2 separate regions of the Mus musculus genome follow, and region 1 is linked to region 2. The links are chromatin loops, found by intact Hi-C in ENCODE. Cell type or tissue: heart. All regions are shown on one strand. Region 1 overlaps Uvrag (UV radiation resistance associated gene). Region 2 overlaps Uvrag (UV radiation resistance associated gene).

Evidence for each region. Hi-C counts contacts between places; a loop is a spot of excess contacts. Peaks named below come from ENCODE experiments on the same cell type or tissue, not always from the same donor. Only the 100,000 strongest peaks of a DNase experiment are listed, where the experiment ranks them.
Region 1: a loop joins it to region 2, with 1.8 times the contacts of the local background. A loop is called at or near these places in 2 of 42 quality-filtered maps.

The regions. Positions count from the first base shown.
Region 1 is chr7:99,018,462-99,023,461 of GRCm38, forward strand. The region is part of intron 6 of Uvrag (UV radiation resistance associated gene); the gene reads right to left. Among named protein-coding and RNA genes, the nearest start is that of Uvrag, 120 kb to the right of the region's middle. In heart, a CTCF peak has its summit at 3,030; a DNase peak (open chromatin) is centred at 2,080; H3K27ac peaks cover 2,229 bases.
Region 2 is chr7:98,960,300-98,965,299 of GRCm38, forward strand. The region is part of intron 12 of Uvrag (UV radiation resistance associated gene); the gene reads right to left. Among named protein-coding and RNA genes, the nearest start is that of Gm33827, 86 kb to the left of the region's middle. In heart, a CTCF peak has its summit at 2,411 (motif pointing right); a DNase peak (open chromatin) is centred at 2,422; H3K27ac peaks cover 999 bases.

The sequences.
Region 1 (5,000 bases), 58 kb after region 2:
ATACTATTTCCTACACATTAGAATAACTAAAGTTACAGTGATGGCAAGAGTGGGGAGCAAGTAGAATTTACATGCACTGCTGGTAAGTTAAATGCTCCTCACATTCTGAAATGACTATTTAAATGAACTTTAGCATACATCTAACCTTCTACTCACCAAGTCCAGCCATAGGTGCTTACACACAAAAGACTAACATGTAAGCTCTGTTTCAGAATGTACACAGAAGCCAAGTGGAGCTGTGCACATCTGCAATCCCAGAACTCAGGAAGCAGAGGGAGGAAGATCAGAAGTTCAAGGCCAGGCTGGGCTACACAGTAAGTTCAAAGCCAGTCAAGGCTACATAAGACACTGCCCCCCTCCCCACCAAAAGGTCACAGAAACAATCCAATTGTCCACCAAATATGAAACTAAAAACCAAATTAAGACTTGTAGTCTACTTAGCAATAAAAAGGAGAGTAACTGATAATACACAAGGACATGAACACATCCCCAAACAAGTCAAGGAAAGGAAAGAGAGAACCAGAGGAGAACAGGGCTGTGCACTGCTCCTGGTCTAAAACCCAACACAGGTATGAGCGATCATTGGTGACACAGAGTAGCAGCTGCTTCTGAGCAAGGGACAGACAATGGGGAACTGAGGGACAAGCTGAGGTGATGGGAACCTTAAATCCTGACTGGAACGAAGACCACACCAAAATGGCACTATGATGTACTGTGTGGAAATATTTCATTTAAAAAAAAAAAAAGCTCTCAGTCTTAAACTGAATATCATCATGAGGGCTGGGGTGCCATTGTATAGTGACTTTTATAGCACCAGTATCTCTGGAAGCACTTCAGTAGGACCCTTCCAGGCTTTAGGAAGTACCTGATAATTACTGAAGATGAGCAGTTCCCTCCAGACTCAGCATCCTGTTGTTTAAGACACTGATAACAGAGTCCTACAAACACACCTCTACAGAAACCTGGATACAAGGGAAGGTCTTCATCATACGGTCCCTACTCCGTGCCCAGCCCGGTCTCCCTCCCTGGATGACGCACTGCCACTTCTTTTCTGTGTCTCTTTATAATCCATGCATCTGCGCACACATTTCCCTGTCTCTCGCAGGTAAGCAGAACCCTAACCCACTAAGGCAGCTCAGATGTAACCTCTGCTCCTCTGGCCTTCTGTGGCTGCACCAGGCAGCTGAAGGCATTGGCTCCTCCTCTGGAAATCTACACCAGATCACACACATGACAACAGACACTACTAAGGACCACATTACAGCAAATGGTTCTTCTCTTGTCCTTTTCCTTAGCAGGTCTTCCTGAGGGGCAAGAATACTCATATTCTCATGCACACTCTAGATGCTCCGCAGAGTGTAGTACAAAGGAGCTCTTGACCCATTTCCTGACTGTCCAGCATTCACGTATATGTAAGCACAGTCCTAAGATTGGATATCTTGACTGACTTAGTCTTCGAGATTAACTGAAAGACATTGTTTCCTACACTTATAAGATCAAAATATTTTATCAAGAAAAAATGCATAAAGATCACTCTCCTCAGGCCAGGGAAGTAAGCAATTTTTACTAAAAACATTAGGAATTATCAACCCAGGGACAAGTCAACAAATAGCATTATTTTACGGGGAGGGAGCAGCTCAGAGCTCCGCTGGTACTATGCAAACAACCTTGTCAAATGGTAAAGACTTTAAAAATAAAAATGATTCATGACCATAATTAATGTATGACTTCAACTATTTGGCTCTCTCTGCCCCAGACGCTTTCTGATCTTACCTTAGGGGCTTAAAACACACAGACAGAGTCACATTTCCTCCAATCTTCAGTGTTATCCAAATAGACGCTCAGAGCCCCTGCCACATAGGATAGGGCTCATAATGTCCCCCTTTCAAATCCAACTGGAGAATAAAAGTTTCAAGTATTTAGGCTTTTCAAAATAGCATGGTACATCTTGATCCTCCTGGGGGCCAGGAGGGAAAGGCCTGACAGGCGGAGAAACAACTGCTTTGCCTTCACACAGGATGGCTGCCAGAGGAGGAGGGACACTCCTTGAGATCTATGAAAAGCATCCAGAAAGAGAAACACACCATCTAGTCACCCGGGTGACTGGCCAGTGCCAGTGGCCTCAGCTGAGGTAAACACAGCACGCTGCACACTCAGAGTTCAAGCAGCTACCTCATAGTCAGACACCCTGGTGACACAAGACAGATGTGCCTTGCCTTGTAACGTTATCTGAGAGAGAGATAAGTAGAAAGTGGATTTAACAAAAATTCTTGGAAGCTAGATATTGTTGTGAATATAAAGATATAACAAATGAAAAGTTGTATATTAAATAAATACTTGCAAATATTGAGAACTACAATCAGACAGTGACTATAATCTCAGGCAGTGGCGCTTGAGAAGACGGTTTTGTCTGCTTAGGGTTGATCATGAGGCATGTGAACTGCTACGCCTATGTCTCAGAGGAGCAAGGGCAGATCAGAACACAACTCCTGTAGCTTGTGAGGAGGGACAAAGTGGAGAAGAAAATGCATGGCAGCAGAGACTAAGAGGGACAAATGGGCACAGACAGGGAAAGGCTGCACGTGATGGGAAGAGCGCAGGCCTCTCTCCTGAGGAAGCCATTCAACTTTACACTGGAAAAGATTTTATTACACTTATACTTTTGAAAATGCTACACAGGGCCTATCAGGGACTGGTGAGGGCTGGGAGAGGGGACAAGGAGGTTAGACTGGGCAGCAGAGGCTAGACAGAAGGGCAGGCATGATCGATGCACAGGACATGCATGCAGAGAAATGCCACAGCAGACTCTTGAGTTTGTGCAGTGAAGGTGGAGGGGTGTGGTGAACAAGAAGGCTGATGTGTGGTCAGCAAGCATCTGAGCAAAACCAGGCATTGTCCTGGATGAAACAGAGATAGCAAAAGATGGTGAGGGTGAAAGGTCGGTTAGAAGAGAGATAAAGTCTGATGCCTGAAAACAAATTACCTGCTGCTCAGGCAGGAAAGTGGTTTAAGCCCGCCCCCTAAGGGATGACTTGAGGGAAAGCATGGTTCTCAGTGGTGGCACTGGGAGATAACCGTAGCTTTAAAAAGTCCCAAGCGCTCTCATGGGACCCTTCCCATTCTCAGGCCAGGCCTGTTACATAGAAGGACCAGCTTGGCCCACCTGTGCTGCCTCTGTTCCTGATTTAAGCTCTGATCCTCCCTCCTTCAGACCCTGTGCCCACTGCAGTCCACCATGCGCATCAGAACCTGGGCTGCCTACATGGACTGCAGAACTGTGAGCTACAAAAGCTCTACTCCATGACAGCTCTGTGACACAGCAACGCTGGAGAAGCTGCAGGCATCTGCAGGAATTAAGGGACAATCACAAACAACTTCCTGTCAATAGGTTTAATTTAGATCAAATAGTCAAACTGCCCTCAGACCACTAGCTCCCATATCAAAAGACGAACGATTACTGCCTGTTAACTTATAGTTACAGCCTTCTCTGGCTAGGAGTGTGCTTAGTGGTAGTTCCTGACTAGGACCTGTGAGACCCTGTTTCAACTCCTTGCACTAAAAACATCAAAGCAAAACACCTTATCTGTCTCCTCGAGGCTTTGCGGGTAAAATACTAGCTGTATTAATCTTTCAGACAAAGTGTTTTATTTTGCCTAACAACACAAGAGTAACACTGAAACCAAAACACCACAGGCTGTCACAAAAATCTTCTGACCAGTAAGTATACTAACAATGATCTATAGCTACATTACGTTGAAGGCTGGGAAGAGGGCGAGACGTCCACAGTCAGTACTTTATTCAACACAGTACTTGATGTTAAAGCAATCAAGGCAACTGAGAAAGGGCATTAAAAAAAAAGCACTGGAGGTGTGGGAAGGGAAGGAAAACAAGAGACAAAAGTATCAAGGGATTGGTCTGGTCAAAGTATGTGTATCCATGTATGGACAGACACAATGAAACAACTTTGTCCAGTTAACAGTCATTTTTCCAAAAGGGAAGAACTAAGAGTATGTATCTGCAAACGCTATGGTTGTGAATATAGAAAAATCAAAAGAGATCTGTAATTCAAGTCTACTAGAAATAAATTCAGCCAAATCTAAGATTCCAGAATAAATGTGATAGATGAGTTACTGCTTATATGTGTGTATATATACAAATATAGTATATGCATATATATGTATATAATATATTTGATATATAAAATATATAAACAAATAACTAAGAATAAGTCTAATGAAGGATGTCAAAGACTTTAACTCAGAAATCGTAAGATGTTGCTGAGACAGTCAAGCAGGGGAACAGGTGGAGACACATGGAGTGAGGAGTCAGACTGTCAGTGATTCTCTGCCTAACTGATCTACAGCAGCCAAGCAATCGAAACTACTGCAGCCCTTACTAAAGGAGATGGTACGGCAGAAATGCAAGGGCCAGAAGAGCCATGGAAAGGCTGAAGAATTGCACTGGAGGTCTTACACTACCAGACCATAGCACCTACACAAAACTGTCATAGTCACATGATCCCGTATAACCACATCAGTTAAGTACAATTCAGATTTCACAAACAGAACTTCCATATAACTCATCTGCTTTAACAAGAAAAAGAAAACCCTTGTTAGTAAATGGCCCTGAAATAACCTAATCTATAGAAAAAAAATTTCCTCTCTCATTCCATGCTAAAAATGTCATTGTTTAGAAACCTGAACATAAAAATGAAAACTATAAAGCTTCTAAATTAACATTTAGGAAAATATATTCAAGATGCAAAATGTTGATGTACATAAGTAGCCCAGGCTGGTTCAAGACTCATGATTCTACCTGGGATTACATGTGTTCCGATTGCAGATGTGTGCCTGCATGTCTGAGTGTGCTGGCTAGTTTTGTCAACTTGATACAAGCTAGACTTATCTGAAAGGAAGGAACTTCAATTGAGAAAATGCCTCCCTAAGATACAGCTATAGGGCATTTTCTTAATGACTGATGGAAGAGGGCCCAGCCCTTTG
Region 2 (5,000 bases):
GCCCTGTGATCCATCCAATAGCTGACTGTGAGCATCCACTTCTGTGTTTGTTAGGCCCCGGCATAGTCTCACAAGAGACAGCTTAAGACAAGGGCTTCTGTGGGACTAAGCAGCCGAGTGCTGCTCTCCCTCTGCGGTGCTGCTCTCCCTCTGCGGTTTACGTCTCCATCTGTATGCTCTGAGAGCAGCTGTTACTGAGACCATTGAGTACCTCCCTCGGAACTCCCGCTTAGTAGTTCACTGCTCGGCTTGTTTTATTTGTTCTATTTTTCACCAAAATAAATAATGACACATTAAATATCATTACATGCATTTCTCTCTAGAGGATATACTTAGAAATACACTGTGTCTCCTGTTTTATTAGATCCTGCCAAACTGTAGTTACTATTAACTTACAGAACAAGTTCATGATGAGCATCATAATTGATGAACACATATACACGTATGTAAAAATTTAGATCAGAACCCCTGAAGCACAGGGAAATTATAACTTCCTGAGTGGTTATTACTGCTGTTAACTGTCAGCCCTAGGATAGAATACTAGCCTATTCACATGTACTGGGTCAACTTGGCTAGCTGTAAACATTCCAGAATACCAATGTTCAGATGGACCCAGGCTAGTTGACCAAAAGTTAGCTGCAGAAGGTCCAGGGGCTGGAGGGAAAGTAGAGCCATTGCATTCTGAAGGGCATGGTGATTAGACCCGGTAGGAGAGACAGGCTGCCTGGAGATTCTATCTTCTCTCTCTACTCCCATTCTGCATACTGCTCTCTCCGGCTGGCCAAATAGCAGCTCCTGCCCCATTAGCAGATGTGACGGCAGCAGATTTCTGTGGTCTCCACCTATAATTTGGGGATCCACTCAGCAGCTGGACAGATGTACCTCACTTTCCAAATCCTGTCCTGAACTGACCACCTGCACCAGATTTTCATCATGGCTGGTTAGGGGCGTTTCTCTGGTCTTCGGACTCCCCCTTTTGACGTTCTACTCCTCCGGCTCTTCCCACTACTGCACAAGGCTGTTTCTATAACAAACCCTTTATACTACACATTCATATTGATTCTGTCGCTACTAAAATCTGATTAACTTAGTACCTTCTGACTGAGCCTTCATGGCCTTTACTGTTTGTCCTCCCTCTCCCCCCTTTCCTACTTCAGTGCTGACATTTTCTTTTCTTTTTTTGTTTTTTTGAGACAGGGTTTCTCTGTATAGCTCTGGCTGTCCTGGAACTCACTCTGTAGACCAGGCTGGCCTCGAACTCAGAAATCCACCTGCCTCTGCCTCCCAAGTGCTAGGATTAAAGGCGTGCGCCACCACGCCCGGCTCAGTGCTGACATTTTCATTCATTAACTCATACACAGAAAGCAGAGTTCTCTCCTATACATTTCAGATTACATGTAGATGCCCTGCTAGTTTTGAGCACCATATTCCTGATACACTTTGATGTAACTGCTGGCCAGACTTCCTAGGGCTGTACTAATGCATATATCATTATTGTTCTGTTCCTAGCTAGCCTGGAGTTTTCTATGAAGACCAACCTGACCTACAACTTGTGGTAATCCTCCTGCCTCTGCCTCCAGAGTGGTGGGATTACAGGCATGTGCCGCCACACCCAGCCATTTATCTTGCCTGCCGTCGGCTACGGTCTTTCTCTCCGATACCTCTACCTCCGCTTCAGCACTTGTGCTGTGACCTGCAGTTCACTAAACCTCCCTTGCTGCAGCTCTGGCTTTGCTAATCACACACCCCAGCCTCACAGGCCACAGCTGCTCTTGGTTGCTGGCAGGTCACATCGATAATGTATTAGGAAAATAGATGCTCAGCACCCCGCAGTGGACGACTTCAAATTTAAGCAGTTTTAGAGGACGATATTAGAAACGGCATTAACAAATCATAGTGGCTCACAGCACACGAGTGGGTGCGGCTATTTGGCCCGCCCATTAGCTTGCTTGAGTTTTACAGTAATTGCTCCTTTCTAGGGCCGCCTTTTTGAGTCATCCACCCACAGCTCTCCATTTGCTCATAACCTTTGATCTGAGTTTTATGGATGCTATCTCCTCCTTCTGAGAATCCTCCATATCCTTTCGATTATCTTTGTTTCTTTAGTGCATGGATTCTCCGGCTTTGCAGCTCTTGTCCCACAGACCTTGGTCTTGGTTTTCTCTTTGATCTGACCCATTGCATGCTCTCTCTCTCTCTCTCTCTCTCTCTCCCTCTCCCTCTCCCTCTCCCTCTCCCTCTCCCTCTCCCTCTCTCTCTCTCTCTCTCTCTCTCTCTCTCTCTCCTGACTCCCCGACAACGTTTCTCACGACACCACTGACACTCAGGAGCAGATAATTGGTGGTTTGTGGACAGCAGAGAGCCTGCCCTGGTCCTTAGAATAGCGGCAGCAAGCCTGGTCTCTGTCCTCTAGATGGCGCCAGTGTGCACCCTTGCCCTCGGTTAGAAGCATGCTGCTCCCTGGGTGAGGAACCTCCCAGTTGAGAACCATCCTGGTATTTTGCAGTGATTGATATACAGTGCGTGTTAGGATTTCACTGCTGTGAAGATACCATGGCCAGAGCAACTGTTAGAAAGAAAAAAATTTCATTGCAGCTGGCTCTGTTCCAGAGGTTCAGTCCATTATTATCATGGTGGGAAGCATGGCAGCGTGCTGGCAGACATCGTCCTGAAGGAGCTGATAGTTGAGCTGCAGGCAGCAGAAGGAGACTATGTGCCACACTGCCAGTAGTTTGAGTAATAGGAGACTTTCTAACCCTGCTCCCACAGTGACACACTTCCTCCAGCCAGGCCACACCTCCTAACAGTGCCACTCCCTATGAACAAGCATTTAAACACATGAGTTTATGGGGCCATACCTATTCAAACCACCACAGCACAGCACTCAGAGTCGGGGATGCAGCTTTCTTCCCCACTACAAGCAGAAAGGCAGAGGGTCGGGGTCGTTAGCACTGCTCTGATAGGAAGGCACAGACCCAGCTCTAATCTTACAGAGGTGGCTGGGCCCGCCTCATCTCAGTGTGGCCTGTAGGTTTCCCCTCGGTTCTCCGAAAGGACTGCCCCCTTTGGAGTCAGTGCCTGAGAGGCTGGTGCTCTCGCACCCACTGTGGGGACCCACAGGAACCTTACACTGACTTTGCAAGTGCTCTACCACTGAGTGACATCCCGGGCAGCTTATGATTTAGACTCTTCTTTATGATCATAATTTTCGCTCCCATTGCTGTCTACAAAGAGGTACAATTTGGGATGGAAAGTTTCTCTTGGTTGCCGCTGTCTCCGACCCGCAGAGTCAAGAACGACATGGACACCAAGACGGGTTCACGCAGTCCTTCTTCCGCAGCTTCTTCCTTTACTTGGGGCTCCTTTCACTTAGGGCAAGGGCTGTATTTATACAGTAGCGGCAACTGACCTCATCTAGCTCCACACCACCTCATCCAATCAGAATCACACATGCTCCAGGCCATGAGCTCAGGTCGGTCACAGATAGGCTGACAGATCCGGATCACAAGGCACAATCTAACTTGGAAGGCAGCTTATGCATGCAGTTTCACTGCGCATGTTCGGGCAAGGCAGTAAACATGTGGGTTTCACGGGGCCTGGCAATGGGCCAGGGTGCCATCTTGGCCCATGTGGCCGCACCCGATTCCTGCACTTGGTGAGATGCAGCCTCTGTCCTCTCAGAAAGGACCAACGCCCCCTCAAATCTCTGAGAAAAAATAACAGGCTATTTACCAAGTTCTTCTTAACCAACTTATGGATGGATTTCTCTCTCTTTACAGTTTATGCAGAAGCCACAAAATAAGAAAACACTTCTTGCATCTTTCACATGGATATCATTCATCAGGCTCAGTACTAGGAGATGGCTTCTAAAAGGGTTTCTTTTAGTACCAAATGTGTTAGGCTAGACAAAATCCTGCAGTATCCACTCAAAAATAAATATACCACCTGTGGAATATTTTGCAAGAGAAGTTGCCTGAATGAATTGATGTGTCATCCACACATTTAAAAAAGTTTAAATATAGGTGTCAATCAAACTCCAAGAGTTCTGCCACTTCTCATTAGCTTACCAAACTTACGTTTCTACAAATTAAAATAATAAAATGCTTCAGTCGCTTATTGGTGTGTTTAATCATCTTACAACAGTGAGGTCCTATAACTAAGTACAGTTAACACTTCTAATATTTCATCACTAGACTCTCCACATCATGAACGTGGGAGCCATCATTTATAGTAATGGGAGTTACTAACAAGCATCATGGGAAGACTTAATTCTTTTTCTAAGTCTTTTTAAAAGGTTCTTATTAATATGAGTAGCACTCAACATTCTAGGCATTATTAACACCAGTCTCAGCTCAAAAGAAAATATGGAGACCCGCTACTATAAATTTAAAACCAATCCAGAAGCTAAAAGGCATATGAAAATGCATGAGTTATGAGCAAAACTAGCCACCCACATGAAGGCTGTGCTCACAGTCAAAGGGAGGAGAAGATAGGCCTAAGAAACATGGAGTCTAGCCTCATGGAAGCTTTTAAAAAGTAGAGAAGACAATGTTGCAAAGAAATAGAAATCCTGAAGAGGTTAGTACAAACATCAGCCACAACACTGTGAGCAAGTCTCTGTGGAAGAGCAGAGATGACCAAAAGGCAATCAGCTTAAATACCACTATCATACAGGCACTTAGTGTTTGTTTATACAATGTATATGCTTTGTAGCAGCAGGAGTGTTCAATGATAGAACTTGTGTAGATATATTTGTATTTGTCTTAGTCAGGGTTTCTATTCCTACACAAACGTCATGACGAAGAAGCAGTTGGGGAGGAAAGGGTTTATATACGGCTTACATTTCCATACTGCTGTTCATCACCAAGGAAGTCAGGACTGGAACTCAAGCAGGTCAGGAAGCAGGAGCTGATGCAGAGGCCATGGAGGGATGTTCCTTACTGGCTTGCTTCCTCTGGCTTGCTCAGCCTGCTCTCTTATAGAACCCAAGACTGCCAACC